Regions from separate parts of the Homo sapiens genome. Here regions 1, 2 and 4 are each linked to region 3. The links are chromatin loops, found by intact Hi-C in ENCODE. Cell type or tissue: dorsolateral prefrontal cortex. All regions are shown on one strand. Links, peaks and the distances in the headings refer to the core of each region. The heading gives the core; the rest is flanking DNA. Region 1 overlaps DMAP1 (DNA methyltransferase 1 associated protein 1). Region 2 holds the start of RNF220 (ring finger protein 220). Region 3 overlaps RNF220 (ring finger protein 220). Region 4 overlaps RNF220 (ring finger protein 220).

What was found. Hi-C counts contacts between places; a loop is a spot of excess contacts. Peaks named below come from ENCODE experiments on the same cell type or tissue, not always from the same donor. Only the 100,000 strongest peaks of a DNase experiment are listed, where the experiment ranks them.
Region 1: a loop joins it to region 3, with 4 times the contacts of the local background. A loop is called at or near these places in 79 of 110 quality-filtered maps.
Region 2: a loop joins it to region 3, with 10 times the contacts of the local background. A loop is called at or near these places in 10 of 110 quality-filtered maps.
Region 4: a loop joins it to region 3, with 3 times the contacts of the local background. A loop is called at or near these places in 4 of 110 quality-filtered maps.

Annotation. Positions count from the first base shown.
Region 1 is chr1:44,216,505-44,219,004 of GRCh38, reverse strand. DMAP1 (DNA methyltransferase 1 associated protein 1) reads right to left here. Exons shown (of 10, transcript NM_019100.5): 4 at 536-694; 5 at 250-417. Among named protein-coding and RNA genes, the nearest start is that of DMAP1, 4.3 kb to the right of the region's middle. In dorsolateral prefrontal cortex, for the core only: CTCF peaks have their summits at 900 and 1,105 (motif pointing left); a DNase peak (open chromatin) is centred at 1,114; H3K27ac peaks cover 2,189 bases.
Region 2 is chr1:44,400,923-44,408,608 of GRCh38, reverse strand. It overlaps RNF220 (ring finger protein 220), which reads right to left and starts at 3,354. Exons shown (of 15, transcript NM_018150.4): 1 at 3,079-3,354. RefSeq lists enhancers at 1-172, 1,939-2,461. In dorsolateral prefrontal cortex, for the core only: no CTCF peak of the experiment used is centred there; a DNase peak (open chromatin) is centred at 3,328; H3K4me3 peaks cover 1,766 bases; H3K27ac peaks cover 2,070 bases; H3K27me3 peaks cover 1,227 bases.
Region 3 is chr1:44,591,879-44,599,564 of GRCh38, reverse strand. All of the region lies in intron 2 of RNF220 (ring finger protein 220), which reads right to left. Among named protein-coding and RNA genes, the nearest start is that of MIR5584, 50 kb to the right of the region's middle. RefSeq lists a silencer at 4,151-4,322. In dorsolateral prefrontal cortex, for the core only: CTCF peaks have their summits at 4,029 and 4,236 (motif pointing right); a DNase peak (open chromatin) is centred at 4,254; H3K27ac peaks cover 2,500 bases.
Region 4 is chr1:44,527,877-44,535,562 of GRCh38, reverse strand. The region is part of intron 2 of RNF220 (ring finger protein 220); the gene reads right to left. Among named protein-coding and RNA genes, the nearest start is that of MIR5584, 14 kb to the left of the region's middle. In dorsolateral prefrontal cortex, for the core only: no CTCF peak of the experiment used is centred there; no DNase peak of the experiment used is centred there; H3K4me3 peaks cover 344 bases; H3K27ac peaks cover 2,500 bases.

The sequences.
Region 1 (2,500 bases), core at 1-2,500, 380 kb after region 3:
TAGACACGGAGGTGACAGGGTGCTGGGCTGTCTGTGAGGGAATCTGAGAAGTAATGGATCATGAGGGAGGTGAAGGGCTATGAAAAGCAGGGGGGATGGCCCATGAGAAGTAGGAATGGGCTTGGGGCAGTTAATAAGGTATCAGTGGGAGGCAGGGGGACCTGGGAGTGGGAGTTGAGGGGATGGAGGATGGAGACAATGAGCAAGGGGTTTGGGGCATGGAGGACAGGTATGTGGCCTTGGGCTTACCTGCTCTGGGGTCCGGTTGTAGAGACGCTCAAGCTGTTCCTTCCGCCGTCGTTCGTGCCCAGCATCAAATACTGGTATCTTAAGGTCTGTGCCTGGCACAGCCCGCACGTTGGCAAGCTTAGCACAGATGTGGTAGTACCGCTCCTTCAGGTCTTCCACAGAACGCTTCTGAGGAGCAAGACAGGGTAGAGGAATGAACATTCAGGGGCATGTGGAAGAGATGGCATAAAAGTAGGGCCTGCTAGACCCAGAAGCTGGGCACCCATGCAAATACACAATGGCTCACCTTGAACTGCTGGTGGTCATACCGGTCATGGATAACAACAAAACGCAGGTCAAAGCGGCGGCTGAGGTCAAAGAGGTGGTCAGTTTCTGCCTTAGTCCAAGCATCATCGTGGAGATAAAGCTGGTACTCCTGCTCCGAGTACACAGGCACCTGCACAGTCTACTAGCACAGAGGGACACAGTAGGGGCATGCCCGCATGATGTCATGTCCAGCAGGCTCCAGGCCCCAGTGACCACAGCTGCTCCTGTTTGTTGCCAGACCCTGGGCCTGTGCCCCTGCAGCATGGAGTGAGGAAAGAACTTGTCTGCTTGACTAGAGGTCCTAGCAGGGTTTGGGACTGTAGCCTGCCTCTGATTTATTCCAGGATCAACTTCACTGTCTCCAGCTCCAGAGCCTCAGTCATGGGACACACACTCCTGCCCCCATAGTTAAGGTGAGGGGCCCACATGTAAGTGCTTCTGTGGAGTCCAAAGGTCAACTCTGGAGTAGGACAGATGGCTAATTACCTGGAGAAAGGCCCAGCAACCCCTAGTCCATACAACTCATCTGAAGCACTACTGCCACCCAGTGGGCACAGTGGGACTTGCCACTCCCCCAGAGTTTGCCAAGGTCAGGCATCTCTACAGAAGCTGGGCCTGAATCCTACTACCAACATACGCAGCCCTGCCAATGCCCCTTCCTCCCTTCTTCCACAGACCTCCCCCAGAGACAAATAGCACTACCACGAGCTGAGTCTGTCAGAGACCCAAGGAAGGAGTCAGTGCTAGACTACATCAGGGAAGTCTCTCTTCTCAGTTAAAGACCACAACCAGCTCCAAAACTGGTCGCCTTTTGGACATCTCCTACTGGAGGCCCCAAGGAACCTCAAACTTAGCTCAGTACTGAACTCATGGCCCTCTCTCAAACATTATCTTCTCCAGTCCAGATTTCAGTCAATATCACCATCACCCAACCCAGCTGCTCAAGCCAGAAACCTGGGAGGCATCTTAATTCCTATCTTTCCCCTTGACTCCTCCCCTTCACCAAATCTGTGGCTTTTACCTCCAAAATTTCTGTCTCCATTGCCACTTCTCCGTCGGCCTACCCACTGTCACATGCCTGGATCAGAGAAATAGCCTCGCTACTGATCTCTGCCCACATTCAATCCGCTTCCAATCAATTCTCCATCTGCAGCTAAGACGTGATCTCTTTGAACAGTGCTACTTAAAGGATAGTCTGCAAACCAGTGCTGTTTACACTTACCCCTGGTCTATGATGAGAATGGAAACTGAGAGTACACACTGAAAAACTTACGTAACAATTTTACAGCAATTGTATGCTGTTGAATCTAATATGAAGAAACATGGACTTGTATTTTGTCTTTATAATTTTATTATCTTTATCAGTCTCTGATGGTTTAGAAATAAAATAGAAAAATGTCCTTCACCACAGATGATTTGAGACACACTGTCCTAGTGTTCTAGAATATATATCTTATCATTACCCCCAACTATCCCTTATTAAACTCCTCAGAAGCTCTCCATCTAAGATAAAGCATCTTCTAGATAATTCACAAACTCCTGAAGAGCAAGGGTTGTCCAGTTCATCTCGCACCTTTAGGACTCAGCACACTGTATGTATCAGTGTCTACCAAATCAATTAATGAACATACAAATAAATGACCTGGCCTCCTCCTGCAGCCACTGTCCCTCATGAACCCTAAACTGCAGCCAAATGACTAGCAGTTTCTAGAACATAGCAGACTTCCCCCTTGACCTCTGCTCTTGCCTGAAATGCCTTCCACTTCCACATTCCTTCTACCTAGGTAACTTTCTCAACCTTTCGAGCTCTCAGGCATCATCTCCTCTGGGAAGTCTCTCTGGTTTCCCAGGTTTGGTTACATATTTCTCCTATGCATTTTAATTCAATTTAACTAAAAAACAAACAAACCAACAACTCAGGGCCATGTGCGGTGGCTCACGCCTG
Region 2 (7,686 bases), core at 2,078-4,577, 190 kb after region 3:
TTTAAAAAAATTAACAAGGAACTTAAAAAGCAAAGAACAATGGGAAATGAGGCAGAGTAGTGGGGGGTTGTTAAGAACGCAGGAAAAAAATTTTTTTTTTAAGTTCACAGACTTCTTCGCTTGAAGAGAATTCCCGCACACCAAATGCCCAGGGGGTATTTGGAAACACCGCTCTAACAGAAATTTTACCACCATATGCGAGAGCTCAGGGAACATAAGGCTAACACAGTTCCCGGGCTAGGGCCGACGCCTGTGTTTCAGGCATGGCCGGGTATGGTCCCAGATTTGGACCCGGGTTCAGGCCCAGCTTGGCCAAAGGGTGCGAATCCGAGACAGCCCGGGCCAGTCCGAGAGTGCGGGGTCGCGGGATACTGGCTCAGCGAGCGGGTGCATTATTCAGCTCGGAAGAGTCTCGACTGGGAAAAAAAATCAACTCTTTTAGGGAAAACGGGGGAAGAAGAGGTGAAGGCGAAACCTACATAAACTTGGGCCCAACGCGGAGCCGAGCCCACTACTCTTTGGCCCGACCTCTCCCTCCGGCTCTCGGTTGCCTTTGTATATAGAATACTCTGGGTCCCAACAACCTCCGCACGAAACAATCTGCGCCCAACTTTGGGCAACCAAAGCGCCAGTCCAGGAAGAACCGACACGTGCAAGGGCCCCTGGTCCGCAGCCGCGCGGGGCCCGCGGGGCAGGGGCTCAGAGCTGCCAGCCTTCGACCAAAGTCCAAGGACCTCCAGCCCCCGAGCAGCCCCGCCCCGGGGGTCACCCGGGTCCCGCCGCCGCGCGCACCACCGCTTCAGCGGGCAGCCGCGGACTCCTCCACTCCCGCTTCTCCTGCAAATACGGACCGGCGCGGGGCTGCCGGGCCCTTCCAGCTCCTGGACTGCGGATGCGCAGTGCGGGAGGGAGGGTTCTGCGGCCCGCACCGCGGCCGTCCGGCCGCCGCACACCGCGCGGCTCGCAGAACAGGTGTGTGTCCCCGCTCGCTCCGCGCCCGGCCCCGGCCCTGTCGGCCACCAGCGGCGCGACGCGGCGCCGCCCCGTCCTCGGCCTTCCCCAGCCTTGCCTCGAAGCGCAGCAAGCGAACTCACGCCACTTTTGCCGGGTCTCTGCGGGCCAGGAGGGATCGGCACGGAAGACGCCAGCACCGCTCTTCCTCGACGCTCTTTCTGCCTTTCCCCCCTCTGCTCATTCCCCTTTGCAGGAAGAGCCCGCGAGACGGAAAGAGGAGGCCAGGCAAGGCAAAGCCCCCCTGCCCACTCTGCTCCCCCCAGTCCCCTCGCTGCTTCCTCACTGCCGCCCTTTTTTTTCTTTATTTTTCCTTTCTCTCCCCTTTGCCCCTCAAGCCGAGTCCGGAGCGGAGGCGAGAGGCAAGATGTGGCTGCTGGGCGTCGTGGGCAGCGAGTGCGGTGCTCTCCCCCTCGGCGGCTCCCGGGCCAGTGGGCCGGCGCAGACCCCAGACGACCCGGGCCGGCCAGGTAGGGCTGTGCCCCCACACCTATGGCCCGGGCCCCATGCACCCACCCAGTGCGACGCGCGCCTGGCTCAGGGCCGGAACACGGGCTCTCCGCTGGAGCTGCATCCACGACCCGAGAATGCAGGGTGTGCTTAACGGGAAGCGAGAGCTTTCCCCCTGCCTCCTGGCTGCCCTAGTCCCCGCTACTTCGGGACTCCTGCGCGCCCTCGCCAGCTGGGGTCGACCTGGGCCGCGAGCTCTCGGAGAGGCTCCTGGACTGGGGGATGAACCGGGCATCCCCTCGGATGGCCTCACCACCGTGGGCGGCCTCGCCCGGGGGGCCACACGGAAGCTCTCCGCCCAAGTTTGTTGTGCCCTGGAAGAAAAGGCTTTCTCTTACAAAGCACAAAGGCGAAACGCCCAGGCCGAGCCCTGAAAAGCCCCGGGTTGGGGGGCGGGGGTGGGGTGGGGGAGGCCGGAGGCTCCGGAGTGCGGTGGCGGGGCTGGGTTCCGGGCAGAGAAGGTCGCTCGGCCCGGGCTGACAAGCGCGGCGGCAGTGGCCGCAGGACCGCAGCGACCGGCGTGCTCACTGAAAAGTTTTGTTCTTAAGTCAGAAGAGAAATTGTTACTCAGTTTAAGGCAGGTCTAAGATAAAAATAAAACTACAAGTAGAGTAGTCAAGTAGCCCTCGTCTCCACGATCGTCCTCCCGCCTTGCTCAGTAGAACCGCTGGGAGAGGGGGTCCCGACCCCGAAAATCCCGGGAGATCCCACGTGTCGGGCTACTCTACGGCCAGGCCGGTCCAGCCCAGAGGAGTGGGGAGTTTACCGGTGGCGTTTAGAACGGTCCGCCTCTATGCTAGCACCTGCCTCCTTCCTGCCCGCAGAGGATCCATCCATCCTACCCCACCTCCCTCCCTCCACACCCTTCACACCCGCCCCCGCTAGGAAAAAGTCAGCCGAGCACCCGGGGTCCAGGGCTAAACAGCCACTCCCCGGGTATCCCGCGGAGCCGGCTGTGTGTGGGGTGGAGGCTGTCGGGGTAGTTTCTCATTCGGCTCGCCCCTTCTCCATCCGCCCGCCGCCTCGGGCTCCCCACTGAGTACCACCCAGCCCTGGCCTCGCCGGAAATCAACGCGGGGTACATAGGGGAGCCCGGAAATCACCGGGGGGTGCACCAGAGAGCCCGGCGAGAAGGCATTCTCGATATCGACCCGAACAAAGTGGGAATGGGGCTTATTAAGAGACGGAGAAAAGAAGTCCTGCTCCCTTCCCTTGCAGTGCCCTCACCCTCCCAACTTGTCCAATTCCCGCGTCTGGTCCCTCCCCCTTGCACCTCCCCCCCTCCCCAAATAAAACACATTAAGGAAAACTCAAGACGGAAAGTTTGAGCGAGGCAGCGCACGGAGCGCGCAGGGCGCCGATGCCGAGAGGCTCCGTCGCGATGATCCAAGACGCGCCAGTCCGAGTCCCAGTCCCTGCCCCCGTCCAGAGGGAACCGCCCGAATCCCTAGGAAACGGACCCGGAAAGTTAGCCAGGTTCCTGAACAAGCCGGCCGCCCTCGCACCCACCCCTCTTGGGTACGCACACACGTCCACACCCCTTTCTGATCTCCATACTTGCCGTGGAAATTCCTTGGGAGAACGGTCGCACTTTTCAGGACACGGAGGGAAGCAGGCGGAGAGTGTGGTGCATGAAAAGTCCCGGGTTCGCAGAGCCGGCGGAGGCAGCGGCGGCGGCGGCGGCGGCAGCGGCAGCAGCAGCAGCAGCAGTAGGCGGCTGGCCCCGGGTTTGTGTTCGCGAGCTGCCTGGGATTGCATGTACAGATCAAGAGACTCAGTTGGCGTGAGAGAAGGAGCAGTGCTGCCTCTCAGCGCTGGATCTAATCAGTGAATGAGCCTCCACTCTCCCAGGGACTCGGAGACACACACACGCGCGCACACACACACGCACGCACACATTCTCTCACACTCACACACATACAGGCACTCTGAGCACTGAATACATTAGGGCACTAAGGGACTCTGGGAAATGAAGTCCAGACCCAGGGCACTCCTGGAGAACAGACCTGCTGGCCCTCACCAAAGAGCTTGGAAGTCTTGGGGTCGCGAGCCATTGTGAACTAAAGAGAGCGTTGGCTTTTGTTTACATCCCTCCTCCCCCACCCGCAAAGGTCTCAGTGAATGGTTTCGTGCTTGTTGTTCTTCCTTTCCTGAACCAAAAGGGACCAAGAGTAAATGGGCAAAGCTTGAAGACTGACATCCACTGCTGCTTAAATGACCCCCAAATCCTGGGTCCCTCAAAATCTCTGTCTTTTCCCAGAAAAATCTTACCTGCTGCTTTGTTCCTGGAATGCTTCTCTGGGTCTTTGACTATAATAATAAATAATAAATGAATATTAATAAAACTGTAACTTTTGGAGGAGGTGAAGGCCTAGTATAGCATCCAGATGTGAGAATAAAATTTTTTATTGGTGTTTTATTGATGTTTATATTACAGTTCATTTCAGATCATTTCATATCATCCTATAATTCATCAAACACAAAGATAAACAGGGGAAATGGATAGAGAACTAACATTCCTGAGTGCTTTCTAGGAGCCCGGTTATGAGACTAAATGCCTTTACATAATTTCATTTACTCCTAAGATTAATTCTGGAGATAATAATATTACCACTAGTTTATAGAAGAGGAAACTGGGGTTGAAAGGGTTTTGTAATTTGCCCATGAAAACGTGGTTAACAAGTCTTGGATAGCAGGTAGTTCTAGTTCTGAAAGCAAAGTTCAACCAAAATCAAATCCTGGTTTAAGAAGTCATTCCTGGCCGGGCGCGGTGGCTCACGCCTGCAATGCCAACACTTTGGGAGGCCGAGGCGGGCGGAACAAGAGGTCAGGAGTTCAAGACCAGCCTGACAAACATGGTGAAACCCTGTCTCTACTAAAAATACAAAAAGTAGCCGGGCGTGGTGGCATGCGCCTGTAATCCCAGCTACTCAGGAGGCCAAGGCAGGAGAATCGCTTGAACCCGGGAGGCGGAAGTTGCAGTGAGCCGAGATCACACCATTGCACTCCAGCCTGGGTGACAAAAAAAAAAAAAAAAAAAAAAGTCATTCTTTTGTTTTGTAGTTAAGTGTCTAAAACCTCAGATTTCTCATCTGGAAAAAAAAAAGGGAGGGTGGGGAGAAATGGAGTACACACTGATAATCCACTTTACAGAGAACCACATAGGATTATAAATTGTCTAAAAAGAATGAGACTCAAAATCTCATTCTTGCTATTATTTCATTGTCCTTTTTACTTATGTTTAACATTAAGGTAGCATCTAAATATTAAGTATGTTTATGTATATGTGTGCTGTTGGTATTTTAAAATTTTAATTGGCAACTCTAAATAAATTGTTAATTTGATCACTTAGAGTTCTACATTTACAACTATTTCTATAATTCGTGATATCAGGATTATTTGTTGAGGAACTTTATTTTTATTTATTTATTTTTTTTGACATGGAATCTCACTCTCTCGCCCAGGCTGGAGTGCAGTGGTGTGATCTTGGCTTACTGCAACCTCCGCCCCGAGTTCAAGCGATTCTCCTACCTCAGCCTCCCAAGTAGCTGGGATTACAGGCATGCCCCTCCATGCCCAAATAATTTTTAGTAGAAATACGGTTTCACCATGTTGGCCAGGCTGGTCTCAAACTCCTGACCCCAAGTGATCCGCTTGTCTCGGTCTCCCAAAGTGCTGGGATTACAGGGGTGAGCCACCACGCCTGGCCTGTTGAGGAACTTCTAATCCATGTTTAATCATTCATTCATACACCAGCATTTATTATGTTAGGCTCTATTCTTTCCACTAAATTATTATTTCCTGCTGGATTGTAAACTTCATGAAGTCAAGAACCATGTTTGTTGCATTCTACATCATACCCTAAGCACCTTACAGCATCAGTCTCTTAGTTGAATGAATAAACGAGGATATAAAAATGAACTCCTGTCCTCAAAGAGCTCACCATCTAGTAGAGGAGACAAAGAAAGAGTTAGAAATCAATTTGATAACCACTGTAATAAGGATGACCTTAGAATTTATTGATCTAACTGAGACAAGTTTGATGATAAAAAAGGGACACTTTTAATAATTACACTGGGATGACAAATGTCAACAAGGGCCATCCTGGGCCAAGCAGATTGAATGGTCACCCTAGCTACATAAGGTATTTCATTCATTCATTTAACAAGCATTTATCGAGAACTCTCTTGCCTGGTGTGTTAAAGGAATTATAAGCCACTGATTTCCCTCAAAATTGAAATATGAAACATTGAGCAGCAAGAGATAGGCAGGAGAAGTGGGCCAAATCACAAAAGGCTTTGTATACTAAGCTAAGGAAAGTGGATGTTATCCTACAGATGATGAGAAACCCCTAGAGGGTTTTAGGGGTGTGACAGGGTAGGATTTCTGTTTTAAAACAAGCACTAGTTCCTGGGTGGACAAGGTGGAGGTTAGACAAGAGGCAGGGAGGCCAATCAAAAAGTCTATCTCAAGTAATTCAGTTGAGATGAAGTAGGGCCTGAACCAAGGTACTGGGGCAGAGTGAGTGGAGAGGAGGGGACACATTACAGTGAGATCTAAAAGGTAGAATCAACAGGATTTAGCCATTTTAGTATGGTGGATGAAGGCAGAAGGAAGACTCTATATAAATCCTAAATAAGATTTTATTATTTATAGCAAAAGATGTTGTCAGTACTTTAATGTTTATCAGTAGTAAAAGGCTCCCTCAGACTAACTTAGAGAGTTCCCGTAGATCCAGTGCACATTCTCACAGATAGATGATACAGATAAGAAGGCCTGTTCAATCATCAAGCCAAATATTTTTAGCTGTTACCACATGCAGTGGTCCTCACTACGATGCAAGTACTCAGAAACTAGAATTAATCACTGTCTATAACAGCAATCTAAACGAATAAATTAAATGCAAATCCCTCATAAAATCAGAGCAAAATTATGTAATGCAAAATTGAATATGTAATACCTCACTAATTCACAGGTCATATGTCCAGCAACCTCAGCTATCCAAAACACAATGAAGCAGGAAATAAGCAAAAAGGGTCCCAGAATAGCCAAAATAAACATTACAAAGTCCATGCACTAAAGTTAACACATTTCCCTCCTAGGAGAATTACACAAGCCTTCATTCAGAGCCGATTTATTCTTTCTTAGGTACAATTCTAATAAGCTTGATTATTTGGCTTTCCCATTCACAGCTGATTAAGATTGTCAAATTAAAAGGGGGCAGCCATTAAAAAGAATGATATAGACTAGGATGTATTGACATAGAAGGATACCTATTATATACTGTCGAGTGAGAAAAGCAAGTCATACAACAGTATGTACAATATGATTTGATATTTGTCCGTATACGTGTACACACACATTGACAGAAAAAGGCCTGTAGGGATACATTAAACCGTTAACAATGGTTATGGCTAGGGAGTGAAAGTGTGGACGTGACAGGGTGGGGGGTTAGACAGGAATGAAGGGAGGACTTTGACTTTTTACTCCATAGACTTCTGTTTGTTTTCAGTGAACATATATTAGTTTTGTAATTTTAATATCCGTTAAAACGTATATAAAAAGAGCAAAGGGTAGTGTTGTTAGAGCAAGAACACTGACAATGAGAAATGGTGACCGAACTATAAGAAGCAAGCACCATAACTCAAAAACTACAACAAAATAGGGTTATTTGGTGTGAAGGCAAAAAGCCCTATCCCATCAGTGCTCCCAGCGGATGTCATGAATTCCAACCAAACATATCCTGATACTTTTGGGGATAGGTCATCAAGGAACACATTACACTTAGTATATTTTACTTATGAGAGTAAGCACACGTGTGAAAATATAGAAAAATAAATTCCTACCAAAATGATTTAAACAGAAGATTTTGATACTTTAAGAAGTAAATTTCAGTTGTCTGGAAAATATACTTTTGTGTAACACATCATTCCCTGAAGATGAGAAGTAAAGGAGATATCACTTTATATAAGAACAGAGGTGATGCAGAGTAAGGAATGGTCCACAAATTCAACAAACATTTATTGAGTGTCTACCAAGTGCCAGTCACTAAGAATAGAAAGATAAATAATAGTGCCTGCCCTAGAGAGGTTTATAGTCCAACAGCAGAGATGGATTGGAAAGCAAATACATATGGCACAATGAAAGCAGTGCTATAATGGATAT
Region 3 (7,686 bases), core at 2,840-5,339:
ACCTCAGCCTCCTGGGTAGCTACAGGCACACACCACCATGCCCAGCTAACTTTTTGTAGAGATAGGGTTGTGTCATGTTGCCCAGGCTGGTCTTGAACTCTTGAGCTCAAGCAGTCCGTCCACCTCGGCCTCCCAAAGTGCTGGGATTACAGATGTGAGCCACCGCGCCTGACCCTATTTATTCTTGAAGACCACACTCAGACAATGCTTCCTCTTTGAAGCCTTCCCTAATAATTAACTACTCTCTTTTTCATGCTATGTTCCACATATGTCTATATGTCGATTATTGCATACATCATATAATATTGCAATTATTTATTTATCTGTCTTGTCTGGGAGATTCTGAGCTCTTTGTTTTATTTATTTATTTAATTTTTTTACTGCTCCTTGTGGAGCAGGGCTACCCCGTAGGCAGTGTGCCCAGAGTAGCTGATGCTGAGCTTCTTGAGGGCAGAGAGATTCTCTGATTCATCCTGGAACACTCAAGACCCTAGGCATACAGTCTGGCATAGGGTGGGTATTAGTAACTGTTAAATGATTCAGGGACTAAGTGAATGGGAGTGAAAGGCCTGCAGGAGAATGTCTGGAAAAAAAGAGAGATGGGGTGGGGGAAGTGTGAGGGTGAGAGAGGTGGGGATAGGGGAAGGAAGGCAATTGAGGCAATGCCGAAACCTTCTTTTGCTTAAATGAAGCCTTGCTTCATGGTCAGTGAGAGTCAGAGGCCCTAAGGGTGTCAAAGGGTAGAAGCTCTCGAAATACAGAAGCTCCAGAACTGCTCTCCTTACCAAAATATCAAGTGGTCATAGACCTGGTGGGAAATGGGTGACCAGTGACCATGTGAACATAACCAGACAGCAAAATCCCATGCCTAGAAACACTGACAGACATGCACACCAGGACATATGGCCAGTCACGTGCTCCTAGAGGGTCCCCAGCAGCTCCCCTATCCCAGAGCCCTCGGCAGGCCTCTCTGTGGGCCCAAGCCCCACCCGGAACCCCTGGGCTGCACGCTTTCTCTCTCTCACTCAGCAATTTCCCTACCCAAGAAAGCTCTAAGGGTTTCAATTACCGGCGTGTGGGATTTAGTGCCCTGGGCTTCTCTGACTGGAGGAGATTTATTTGAAGGTTTAGTGTCGTGGAGAATTCACGTCTTCACTCCCAGGAGCCCAGCTTCCGTCCTGAGCCCCTAAATCAGGAACCAAGATGGGCTATTGTCACTTACCGCATTAGCCTCGTTAGCGGACCAGGAGGGGTGATTAATAGCAATACACACACAGCCATCTTGCTCGCTTGCAGCTCCTGCTGCTGCTCATGACCTGGGGAGGGGTGGGGAGGAGCTGAACCTGCTCCAGAATAACTGAGGACTCTGGGCTTAGCCCCCTCCCTGTTTCCCCCTCCCCATCACCAGGCAGGAAAGTCCACATGACCATTCAAGATCTGGGGACAGTTCAAAGATTAGCAAGCCTAGCCAGAGAGAGCACATCTGGAGGCCTGACTCTTGGAGGGGGCGGGCAGGGGGCATGAGGGGGCTGGTTTCAGGATATGTCCCAAAGTGTACACCTGTGTTCGAGAGAGAACGAGAGAGAGAGAGAGAGAGAGGTGGGTGGGGTGGGGTGTGAGGAGACAGTGGGGGGTTGTATGTGAAGGAGGTAGACGGGTGTATGTTTATTTCATTTCCCAAACTGTCTTTGAGACTGGAGATAGCGCACTGAGGAAGACAGACAAGGGCGCCGGGAAGAGGAGGCGTGTACATGAGAGAAAGAGGTCCATGTAAGAGTGAGAAAGACCAAGAAGTGTGCAAGGAGAAATAAAAAAGTGTGGCTGAGAGAGGGGTGAATATGTGCATGTGAGAGGCTTCTATGAGACAGAGAGGTGCGTGTGTGCCGGAGCCATCTGGGAGACATTCGTGAGAAACGGTGTGTGTGCAAGAGTGGGTGTGTGAGGGGAGATGAGAGAAAGGGGTGCATAACAGACATGTTGTGTATGAAAAGAACGTGAGAGGTGTGGATGGGAGGGAGGGGCACAGCGTGAGAGAGGGAGGTGAGGGAGGTTCGTGTGTGTGTGTGTGTGTGTGTGTGTGTGTGTGTGTGTGTGTGCATGAGAGAGAGAGAGAGAAGGGCGTGTATGTATGTTGAGACAGAGAAGGATGTACGTTTTCTGTCTTGTTTTCCTTTGTCTCTTCAAATTCTCCCCTCCTTGCCCCTTTTCCCCCCAAAGTTTTTGGAGCCATGCTAACCTGGGTTTGAATTTCACTTCTGGCTACTTCATTCATTTATTTATCCATTCATTCACCAAATTATTACGGAGCATCTGCTAGCTTTTACCTTCCTGTGCCTCCTTTGTCTTACCTATAAAAAGAAGATAATAATTATACTTGCCTAACAGGGTGATTAGGATACCTTGGTGGTATAACTTACATAAAATGTCTCGAAAGAGCACAGAATTTGGAGCTGGATGCACTCTATAGCACAGCATCTGGCATGTGGGTCAGGAAATGGTAGCTACAGAGCTGCAGCTCCTCTGCCAATCCCTTTCTCTCTTCTTTTTCCATGTCCCTTATCCTCCTCCCTTCCTCTCTCCCACTCGCTTGTTCTCTCTCAATCACAGCTGAGCCATAGTATTAATTATTAGAACCAATTGACTGTTTAGACTCTGATGTTTTAACTAATCACCACTAATGGCAAACACTGGTGGGCAATCACATTCATTTAGTTCTTGGGCAAACTCCTCATAGTTGAGAGCGGACTAGAGGGAAGGGATCCAGCAATAACTGGCATTTGGGAATGATGGGAGGGGAGGCTCACTGCTGCCTAGAAAGAGGCCCTTCTCTCCTCCCTGGGCCAGCCAGGTCCCTTGGGATGGGTCAGCTGAGCCTTGCCTTGGAAGTGGGTCGGCTTCCTTCCCTATCGTTTTTCCTTTATTTATTTTTTTTGTGACTGAGGGAAGTGGTAACACTAATCAAATGCTTACTCTGTGCAAAGCACTGTACTATTTTTTTTTTTTTGGAGACAGAATCTTGCTCTTGTCCCCCAGGTTGGAGTGCAATGGCACGAGGGCTCACTGCCACCTCCGCCTCTCGAGTTCAAGTGATTCTCCTGCCTCAGCCTCCCGAGTAGCTGGGATTACAGGTACCTGCCACCACACCCAGCTAATTATTGTATTTTTAGTAGAGACAGGGTTTCACCATATTGGCCAGGCTGGTCTCTGACTCCTGACCTCAGGTGATCCACCTGCCTCAGCCTCCCAAAGTGCTGGGATTACAGGCATGAGCCACCGCACCCAGCCCCTTCTCTGTCTTTTTACTTCTCTGCCCTTTGGCCTCAGTCTCCCCTTTTGACTTAGAATTCTTTCATGGGAGTCTCCAGAAACCACTACAGTGGAAATATCCCAGAAATATCCTACCTGCTCCCCTTCCTTGAGTTGCTTTTTAGTTGTTGTCCTTCCTAAAAGTCCATTTCCAGAAGAGTCATTTAGACATAGGTTCAAAAATCTTTGCTCATCGGCCAGGCATGGCGGCGCACGCCCGTAATCCCAGCACTTTGGGAGGCTGAGATGGGCGGATCATGAGGTCAGGAGATCGAGACCATCCTGGCTAACACGGCAAAACCCCGTCTCTACTAAAAATACAAAAAAATTAGCCGGGCGTGGTGGCGGGCGCCTGTAGTCCCAGCTACTCGGGAGGCTGAGGTGGGAGGATGGCGTGAACCCGGGAGGTGGAGCTTGCAGTGAGCTGAGATTGCGCCACTGCACTCCAGCCTGGGCGACAGAGCGAGACTCCATCTCAAAAAATAAAAAATAAATAAAAATAAAATAATAAAATAAAAAGTAAAATAAAAATCTCTGTTCCTCACAGGGCATCTGCTTGATGCTGGTTGGAATGGAAAGCTGTACCCTGTCCATTCTGGCTGAGGGTTTCAGTGAAGAGAGCAGACAAACACGTGCTCAGTATTGCTGAGTCTGGAGAGAATGCCAGGGCTGGGGATGTGATCTGAGCATCATGTCCCTGAGAAAACACCTGCTTACTGATCCTGTCTTCTTCACACTGAGGCCCCAGAGCCCCAGCCTGCACACAACCCTGCTGTGCACTGAGCCCTGGCCCATCCTGTACCTGCTCCCCTAGTCTGTCCCGGGGAGCCAGATTCCCAGAACTCAGGAATGCCAGCTTCAGGGTGCAGGACTGGCTGGGCCAGATGGACCACAGGGCCCGGGCGTCCTGGAGGGGGTGGCCTAGGTGTCCGTGGCCAGTAGGTGTCGCTGTGGCTCCAGCACTGGGAGGGGGTGTTAGGCAGGGGCCCCGGAGCCGGCCGAGGTGTTGGGTGCCCTTTGGCCTCCCACCCCTACCTCGGGCCTTCCTTCACTCAGAGCCTTCACCAGGCTTCTCACACTTTCTTTAAGTGTCCATGGAACACTTGGAGGTTAATCTAAAACGCAGATTCTGATTCAGCAGCTCTAGAGTGGATCCTAGATTTTGCATTTCTACCAAGCTCCTAGGTGAGACCAGTGCTGCGGGTCTGTGGATGCTCTTTGAGTGGCAAGGTCCTAACTAAACGGCTCCATAGTGGGGAGGCACTGGCTCTGCTGTCTTCCAAAGCCAATCTTCACCCTCACTCCTATGTCTTTAAATAAAGCCCCGAATCAGAGGCCAAGGGTAGAGCCCCCTCTTTTTTTGGAGATGGGCTTAGCTAGACCAGCATGAGTTGGGCAGTTTCTAGAGAAGCTCTGAACCTAAACCTAACTCCAGTACTTTGAACCAACCCAGCCCTACCTCCTAGCCCAAGTCCTAAACTTCAATCCAATCCAATCCAAATTCCCCAAATTAACCCCAGTTCCCAATGGGCTATTGATTGCTTCAGTCCTGTCCCAAGACCGAATGCCCCCTTAGCCTCTCTGATAACCTTCCTGGTCCTCTGCCATACCTTCTTCTGGATACCAGCCTGAGCCAGGGCGGTGGGGCAATAGGGTCTGGGGACACATGCCTGGATCAGGCTCTTACAGAACTCAGCAAGGGAGCTCAGGCATTGCTCCAGACAAAGGAAAAGAGCAATTTGGCAGTCTAGTTGAGAACAGGCTCTCCCTGCTCTCCCAGACTCTCCCTGCAAGGCCATTTCTGTTGGGGAAAGTTCTGTCTCTGCCTTACCCCGTACGGCTCTGCTCTGCCCGATGGGCTCCACTTCCTGGGACGTGGGGAAGGCTGGGAGGAAGCATGTCCATTAGCCCAGTCCCAAGTGCAGGTGAAGGGGGTAGGATGGAGGGAGTGAAAGGAGGAGGAGGGAATGAAGTAACAAGGAGGGAGGGGGGGAGGCAAAGCGCCCTCCAGGGCTTTTCTTTTCAAATCAAAGTTTCTCTTGGGGGCCTTTCACTTTTCTTTTTCTGTCCACTGCCTGGCCCTTCTGGGTAGTGCAGAAGCGGATTCCTGCAGGGGTGGTAGGTTGTTATTCAAGCTGGACTATAAGAGTTTATCCCTTTTTTTTTTTTCTTTTGAGATGGGGTCTCACTCTGTCACCCAGGCTGGAGTACAGTGGTGCCATCTCAGCTCACTGCAACCTCCGCCTCCCAGGCTCAAGCGATTCTCCTGCCTCAGCCTCCCAAGTAGCTGGGATTACAGGTGCCCACCACCATGCCCGGCTAATTTTTGTATTTTTAGTAGAGTCAGGGTTTCACCATGTTGGCCAGGCTGGTCTTGAACTCCTGACCTCAAATGATCCACCCACGCCTTGGCCTCCCAAAGTGCTGGGATTATAGGCGTGAGCCACCATGCCCGGCCAAGAGTTTATCCCTTTTAAGTCTCATATTTTGTGATTTTTAAGAGTGCAATTATTTTATTTTATATCATTTAAAAATTTTTTTGAGACAGGGTCTCACTCTGTCACCCAGGCTGGTGCAGTGGCGATCCTAGCTCACTGAACCCTCGAACTCTTGAGCTCAGATGATCATCTTACCTCAGCCTCCTGAGGAGCTGGGATACAGGCCTGTGCCACCATGCCCAGGTAGTTTTTATTTTTTGTAGAAACAGGCTCTCACTATGTTGCCCAGGCTGGTCTTCAACTCTTGGGCTCAAGCGATCCTCTTGCCTTGGCCTCCCAAAATGCTGGGATTACAGACATGAGGCACCACCCTGGCCTGTTATTATTATTGATATCTTGTGATATTTAGCACTTTAGATATGAAAAATTTCTTTAGATAGGGAAAGGTAAAAGTTGCCTGAGGTCATGTTGGTCGAAAGCTTAAAAATGAAACTTTGGGCTCCTAATAGTCCGATGCTGTGTTCTGACTCCTACACTGAAAACATCTGGTCAAAGAAATCCTTATCAGGACTGTGATAGGACAGTGGGTCTCATCTCTTGCTGCCCTCTGCGGGTCTAGGGCATGGGATGGAACAGGGAAAAGGGCTTTGCCAAACAAACTGGTGGGTCCCTGTGGGCTGGCTCAGGCTTGGGCCTGTGTTGGGAGAGAAGATTGGGTATGGTCTGCTCCTGGATCTGTTCTGTGTCTGCCTGCTGGGCTTCTGTGACCAAAAGAGAGAGCTGTAGAGACACCATGGCAGCTCTGGGCCCATCCCCCCCATCAAAAACTCCTTCCTCTCTCCTCAAGCTTATATCCTCATTTCTCTCCACATGGCATCCCCCTCTACTCCCACTCCCTGCGTCCTATCCTGGTGGCTCCATTGTAGGCAGAATGCGAGGGCCAGGGCTGGGCTGTCATAGGGAACAGGAGTTAGGCAAAGAGCTGGGAGGGCAGAACATGAGCTTTGGCCTCGGGGAGACCTGGTCTTGAAAGCACCTGGAAGCATGGCTAGCCATGTGTCTTTGGGCAACTGCTGTAACCCATCCGAGTCTTCTTTTCCCCACCTAGAGACTGAGGATGATAATACTCACCCCCACCTTGCTTTAACAAATGAATGAGAGGAGCGTGTACCACCTGAAGCACAGGGACTTGCAGAGTGGCTCTCAGCATGCCTTCCTGCCCCAAGCGGGGAATCACAGAGCAGGTATGGGCCTGGGAGTGCAGAGGGCGGGGGCTGCCAACCTGGGAGCCCACAGGCTCTCGAGTTCCTCCTCCCAGGAAGGCCTGGCCCTTCCCCAGGCACAGTGGTCAGTGGCCAACAGGACAACACAGGGCTGTGTCATGAGGAAGGCAGCTGCGTAGGGGGCTGGGCTGGATGTTGTGTGCAATAAGGGCCTGAGACAGAGGGGCAGCTGGGAGGCCTGGCCAGGCACAGCCTGTTACCAGCTGCGCAATGGGCCTCTCTGCCCTGCCACCACCAGCTCCCCCTAGCTGAAAAGTGCCAGTCCCAGGCTCCCTTGCTCTCCTAGCTCTTGGTTCTAAGCACAGAGTGGTGCTGCGGGAAGGAATTCGGGGAAGTATACCACGACTGAGGCTGGGTTGGCTTGAGGCAGAGCCTTCCCTCGCCCTCTCTCTCTCTGTCTGTTGGTCTGTTTCTCCCTTCCTTCTTCTCTCATTCCTTTCATTTTTATCATGTCCTTTTCCAAACTTAGTCCTGGAACACCCTCAAAGATTGTGGGCCAGTCCTCTGGGGGTGTGGAGTAAGGAGTGAGGCCCAGGCTCAGAAGCTCACAGGATGGGGGACGGCTTGAGCACCTAAGATACCACTGTGAGGATGAAGTGAGGAGTAAGGAGGAGGAGGAGGAGGTCAGGGCTCGGAGGTGGAGAGGGCTTCCTGGAGGA
Region 4 (7,686 bases), core at 2,106-4,605, 63 kb after region 3:
CTAAATTCAAATTGTGAACACATCTGGCCTGGGCTCTGGGCTCCTCTCAAAGAACCCTAATAGTAAACAAGGCAAGGAACATCAGTGGGAGTTCTCACAAATTTCTCAGAAGAAGCTGCCTCCTGGCCGGGCACGGTGGCTCATGCCTGTAATCGCAGCACTTTGGGAGGCCAAGGTGGGCGGATCACAAGGTCAGGAGTTCGAGACCAGCCTGGCCAATATGGTGAAACCCCGTTTCTACTAAAAATACAAAAATCAGCTGGGCATGGTGACATGTGCCTATAATCCCAGCCACTTGGGAGGGTGAGACAGGAGAATCGCTGAACCCAGGGAGGCAGAGGTTGCGGTGAGCTGAAATCGTGCCACTGCACTCCAGCCTGGGTGACCGAGTGAGACTCTGTCTCAAAAAAAAAAAAAAAAAAAAAAAGAAGAAGCTGCCTCCTGAAGCCCCTCCTCACACAGAAGGAAATGTAATGAAGTTGTTCCCCCAGTTCCCAGCCCCTACCCCCGATGAAGCCAGAAAGCTTTACTCCTCCTACGGAGATTAGCAGTAACTTGCTCCCTGGTCACAACGAGTCTGGACAACTCAATAGCTCCCCCTTTCCCGCTCTAAATAGCATCTCCACTTGAAGAGCTTAAAAACATTTAGTAAATTTCTGTTCCAGGTATGTTCTTTGTTGTTTTAGTTCTCTCCAATCTTTAAATGTCTGTCCGTATCAGATAACAAATGACTAGAGACGTAATGATTTGACTATTTTCTAATGGGTGTGCTTTGATGTATCACAGACTTGAGGTTAACGAACTGGAGGATCACCTTTCTCTTCCATATACAATTCTAGGTTTCATAATTCGGCTATTATGATGGCAACCATGATGATGATGATGGCAGTGATGATAAAGGAATGACCACCTCATTCTGATACTTGATAATCCCCAAATCTAAGGAAAGAACAATGGGCTGAAAGGCCATTAACATCTCCAAACCAGATTAAATGCCAATGCTTTGTCAAAGTCCAGCAGTGAAGAAGTGATATTTGGTATTTAGATGCAATCGTAATTTGAATTGACTAAAGAATCAAGTTCAGGGAGAAGGGAGGGATAGCATTAGGAGATATACCTAATGCTAAATGACGAGTTAACGGGTGCAGCACACCAACATGGCACATGTATACATATGTAACAAACCTGCACACTGTGCGCATGTACCCTAAAACTTAAAGTATAATAATAATAAAATTAAAAATAATAATAATAATAGAAATGTAAAAAAAAAATCAAGCTCAGGCCAGGTGCAATGGCTCACACCTGTAATCCCAACACTTTGGGAGGCTGAGGCGGGAGGATTGCTTGAGCGCAGGAGTTCGAGACCAGCCTGGCCAACATAGCGAAACCCAACCTCCATGCACAAAAAGTAAACAAAATTAGCCAAGCATGGTGGCACATACCTGTAATCCCAGCTACTCAGTTGGCTAAGGCACAAGAATCACTTGGACCCGGGAGGCCAAGGTATAGTAAGTTGAGATTGTGCCACTGCACTCTAGCCTGGGCAACAGAGCAAGAGTCTGTCTCAATAAAAATAATCAAGTTCAGACTCTTCAGCTGATCTTCCATGAAGTGGCACCCACCTCCTTCTTCGGGCTCATCTCCTAGGCCCTACCTCTATGTCCTTGCAATGCTGACTTGGGTCAAATTCCCCCTAAAAATGGATGCTTTCTTTTACCTCTCTGCTTTTGCTCATTCTGATCCCTCTACTTAGAATGCTTATCCACTTTTTTCCAGTGCCAACTCCTCCTAACTTGGGTCAGGTGCTATCTCCTGCAGAAGCCTTTTCTGACAGTCCATCCCTTGTCTGATCTAGGTGACCCTTCATGTGCTGGAAGCACCCTGTACTTCTATCTCATGTCAATCAATAGCTTTTGAACCTCTTCAGGGCAGGTGTCTTATTCTTTGTGGTCCCTGCAACTCAGTATGAAGTACTGGCCGAAAGCAAGTACTTAATACATGTTTCTATCTATTCCATAGTTTGGGAGAACCAACCTGGACTAAAACTTTATTTCTTTTTCTTTTATTTTTTCTGAGACGGGGTCTCACTCTGTTGCCCAGGCTGGAGTTCAGTGGTGCCATCAGGGCTCACTGCAGCCCTCCTAGGCTCAAGCAATCCTCCTGCCTCAGCCTCCCAAGTAGCTAGGACTACAGGCATGCACCACTATGCTCAGCTCATTTTTCTGATATTTTTTAGAGATGAGGTCTCACTATGTTGCCCAGGCTGATCTCAAACTCCTGGGCTCAAGTGACCCTCCCACTTTGGTCTCCCAAAGTGCTGGGATTACAGGCGTGAGCCACCATGCCCAGCCTGGACTTAAAGCTTTAAACTCACACCAGTATGCTGACCTAGAGCCTTCAGCAGACTTTCGTTTACTCTCCCCTTTAGGACTCAAAGCTGGGCAGTTCTTTCCAAGACCAAAGAGAGGGGGCAAACCCTCATGTCTGTGACATTGGAAGTCCACCATTTTATTGCCATCTATTTCCTCCTTCCTTTTAGTCTGGTCTTTAAAGGTGCAAGCAGGGACTGACCAGGTCCAGGGACTCAGTGGCTCAATCCTACAGAGCAACGCAGCTGCACCGACTTCCCCTAGGGAGCTGGAGCTCCCCTCTTCCTCCCCTGCTGTGACAAGAAGGTCTTCAGGGGCAGGACCATTCAGCAGAAAGCCTCAGTATACCCTTCTGCTTTGAGCTGTTCCCATTTGCAGGAGACACAGGTGGATAGCAAATAGATGACTGGTGTTTTTCATAAGATTGCTGTGGGGCTTAACGGAGATAATGAAGGCAATGCTCCTATCACTGCATCAGTCATACAACAAGCACTCAAGTCCTACTGTTCTGCTCCTCCTTCCCCTTTGAAAGGCACACTGTTATAATTCAAACAAAACAGAACAAAGCAAGGCTTTGAAGTCATAAAACAATTCGGCCTCTTATAAGCTATTCAACTTTGCAAAAGTTGCTTCCCTTTCTTAACTTCAGCTTTCCCACCTGCAAAATGAGCTCATAATGCTCACCCACAGTTTTAATAAGGAATAAACCACGTGATAAAAGATGCCAAAATACACATATGTCTGAAGTGTCCACCTCTGGTATATAGTGGGGACTCAATAAATAGTAGAAGTAAGGATAACAATAAATGTAAGAGTCTGAATTTCTATCTAAAAAAACAGCATAAGGACAGGATGAAAGAGACATGACTCAGCAATGAGACAAGGTAGGGGTTTTAGTTGATAAGGTCAGTATGAGTCAGCAGCTAATGTGACTTCCAGCCGCATTCATAAAGTGGTGACAGGCTCACCCTGCTGTGTCCTGGTTTGGCCACCTTGGACAGGGCAGGTCTGGGCACCATTCTTTGTGAGCTCAAAATAATAATAAATGTATGTGAAGGCCCGTTGTAAACCATAAAGAGCGTACATATGTAAAACATCATTATGAATCATCAGCAGTAGAGTATTAATTGAGAGAGAGGTCATCTGCACTGACTTTAGAGGGATAAAGCAGTACAGTAGAAGGGGGAGTGAGACTCAGCACCTTAGAAAAAAGGGGGGCAGAAAGAGGAGGCTTAGAGAGGGGTGACACAGGCAGAGGAAGCTGATTCTTGTATGTCCCCTATGAGCCAAACCAAGAACAGTTGGTGAAAGTTAAAGCTAGTTTAGGCTCATTTTAAGAAAGTATTTTCTAACAATCAGAGTACTGCTTTGAAGAATAATGAGCTCCCCCTCATAAGAGGTATTCAAGCAGTGATTGGATGATAATTGGTCCTAATGGAGGGAATTCAAACATGGAAGAAGAGACCAGATCATCTTGAAGGGCTCTTCTGACCCCAAAGTGTCATGGCTTTGGGGGCTGTCTTTCTCCTGTTCTCTCTCATCACAGGGGAAGGGAAAAGTCAGAAATCTTCAATTTAATAACTGATCTGATATTCCTCAAACACCCACTACCTGCCAGGCATTGTGCTAGCTGCTGAGAAAATAAGCAAAAATAAGGAAAAGACTTTGGCCTCTGTGCTCTTACAGTCTAATGGGGTTAACTGGCAAAGAGCTTTGGACACACATCAGAGAGAGCAACTAAATGCTTGGAACGGAGTGAGTCCACCAGGGAGATGATACTGGAGCTGAGTTTTGAATAAATAATCTTCCTAGATGGAAAAGGGAAATAACAGGACAACAGGTAGAAAGGACAAGACCTGCAAAGCCATGGAATCATGGAAAAGCAGACAAAGTTTAGGGGAAGATGAGCTGCATGAGAAATGGGACAGAAGAAATAGTTTGGGCTGGATTGTGAAGCACTTAGTGAAACTTCTGGAGGACCCCGGATTTACCTTGAGGATTACAGGAAGCAAGGGAGGAATCTACAAAGAGCAGCCCAGTCACACCTGTGTTTTAAAAGGGTTTGGATCATAATTCTGAAAGACACAATCCTGAATGCCATAATTCTAAATGTTGACATCCCAAAAGATCAAAATCCCTAAACGTAAATCTCTAATGTCCAAAATCTCCAAGATCACAATCACAGGTTAGTTTTCTTTCATTATTTTATTTTATTTTATTATTTATTTAAGACGGAGTCTCACCCTGTCACCCAGGCTGGAGTGCAATGGCGCAATCTCGGCTCACTGCAACCTCTGCCTCCTGGGTTCAAATGATTCTCCTGCCTCAGCTTCCCAAATAGCTGGGATTACAGGAGTGCACCACCATGCCTGGCTAATTTTGTATTTTTAGTAGAGACAGGGTTTTACCACGTTGGTCAGGCTGGTCTTGAACTCCTGACCTCATGATCTGCCCACCTAGACTCCCAAAGTGCTGGGATTACAGGAGTGAGCCACTGTGCGTGACCAGTTCTTTCACTATTTTAAATTGTCAGCATTATTTGCTATAATTTGCTGTGCTACGTATTTCATCTTTGCATCATTTCCAATACTGGAGGTATAAATTGTGTAGAGACTTTTAAGAGAGTTGTAATTCTTTTTATGCTTTTTTTTTTTTTTTTGCAGATTTGACTCCATGAAAGTGCATTATCACAATGTTGATTTTGTGTATCAGCATTGCGCATCTACGTAAAAATGTTGAAACTTCCTCAGTAAATGACGAGATGTCCTTTTTGTACATCTGCATTTGTGAAAGACAAAATTTCTTGAGATCTCTGCTCTTTGGGTGACTGCATATGTGGTGGTGACCCACAGTGGTAACCCATTGTAGTTTTTGCTCCATCTTGTCAAAAGACTTAGGTTGTTCATCATGGTATTTCAGATAACCACAATTATAAAGCTGATGGCACACAATTACCAACTATAGTGAAATGTGTTTATACATTTCCCTCTTTGACCTATTTCTTTATGAATATGGTTCGTCTGATCATAAATGCTATACTCATGCAACTTTTGTTAGTATACCTAAACGTTTATACTCACAAAAAAAGTATGTTGTTGCTTATTTTTTATTATTTAATTTTAATTTTTTTTTTTTTGAGATAAGAGTCTCACTCTGTCACCCAGGCTGGAGTGCAGTGGCACGATCTTGGCTTACTGCAACCTCCACCTCCCTGGTTCAAGCGATTCTCCTGCCTCAGCCTCCCAAATAGCTGGGAGTAGAGGCGCCCACCACCATGCCCTGCTAATTTTTTTTGTATTTTTAGTAGAGATGGGGTTTTGCCATATTGCCAAGGCTGATCTCGAACTCCTGAGCTCAGGCAATCCGCCCACCTTGGCCTCCCAAAATGCTGGGATTATAGCACTATTACCAGCCTATTGTTGCTTATTTTATTGTGTAAAGTGGCCTATGAAGTGTTCTGTCGTGCTTTTATGTTTTTCAAATAAATCTCCTTTTTAAAATATAAATAAATATCTGGCCAGGCATGGTGGCTCACGCCTGTAATCCCAGCACTTTGGGAGGCCCAGGCAGGTGGATTACTTGAGGCCAGGAGTTCGAGACCAGCCTGGACAACATAGTGAGACTCCATCTCTACTAGAAAATACAAAAAGTAACTGGGTGTGGTGGCACTTGCCTGTAGTTCCAGCTACTCGAGTGGCTGAGGCAGGAGAATCACTGGAACCTGGGAGGTGGAGGCTGCAGTGAGCCAGGATCGTGCCACTGCAGCACTCCATCCTGGGTGACATAGCGAGACTCTGTCTAAAAATATGTGTGTGTGTGTGTTTGTGTGTGTGTGTGTGTGTAATTCCTTTTTTTTTTCCCATGCATAGTTTTACTTAACATTATTTTAGGATCTCTGCTGAAATATTCTTCAAATATATGTTTTTAAATGGCTGAACAATATTTTATCATATGATTATACTATAACTTATTTAACCATTTTATTGTTGTGGAACATTAGGTTGTTCTCAGATTTTCTCTGCTATAAATAATACTGAAATGATGATCCTTATGCATAAATCTTTGACCACATATCTAATTATTTTCTTAGAATAAATTCCAAGAAGGGAATTACTAAAATAAAGGATATGAATATTTTAAGGATTTTGCTACACATTACAAAATTGCTTCTAGAAAGGTTATACAAATGTATGCTTTTACCAATAGTATATAAGAATGTCTGCCTAACTCTACCCTTATTAGCATTGAACTTTATAATTTTAAAAGTTGCCAATTCTGGCCAAACGTGGTGGCTCATGCCTGTAATCCCAGCACTTTGGGAGGCTGAGGTGGGTGGATCGCCTGAGGTCAGGAGTTAAAGACCAGCCTGACAAGCATGGTGAAACCCCATCTCTACTAAAAATACAAAATTAGCCAGGTGTGGTGGCACATGCCTGTAATCCCAGCTACTTGGGAGGCTGAGGCAGGAGAATCACTTAAACCTGGGAGGTGGAGGTTGCAGTAAGCCAAAATTGTGCCATTGCACTCCAGCTTGGGCAATAGAGTGAGATTCTGTCTCAAAAAAAAAAAAAAAAAAGTTGCCAATTTGCAGGGCCGGGCGCAGTGGCTTACGCCTGTAATCCCAGCACTTTGGGAGGCCGAGGTGTGTGGATCACAAGGTCAAGAGATTGAGACCATCCTGGCTAACACGGTGAAACCCCATCTCTACTAAAAATACAAAAAATTAGCCAGGTGTGGCAGCGTGTGCCTGTAGTCCCAGCTGCTGGGGAGGCTGAGGCAGGAGAATGGCATGAACCTGGGAGACGGAGCTTGCAGTGAGCCGAGATAGCGCCACTGGACTCCAGCCTGGGTGACAGAGTGAGACTCCGTCTCAAAAAAAAAAAAAAGTTGCCAATTTGTATCGGCAAAATATCACCTCATTTAATTTACATGAACTATATTAATATGAAGGTTCATATTTCTTTTATTAACTGGTTGTTCATTACTTAGTCCATTTTATATTGAGCTATTAGTGCTTTTTATTGATTTGTAAGCACTCTTTACATATTACGGACATCAAATGTTCTGCTATACTTACTGCAAATCTTTGTTTTTCAGGTGGCATTTGCCTTTTATTTTTGTTTATGGTGGGGCTTTTGTTGTTGTATAGTAATTTAGAATTTTTGGTGACTTCATTGCATTCACACTATGAAAGTTCTTTCCAGATACATAGCTATGATTTTTACCCTTTGCATTTAACTTTTTTTTTTTTTTTTTTTTTTTTTTGGGATGGAGTCTTGCTCTGTCACCCAGGCTGGAGTGCAGTGGTGCAATC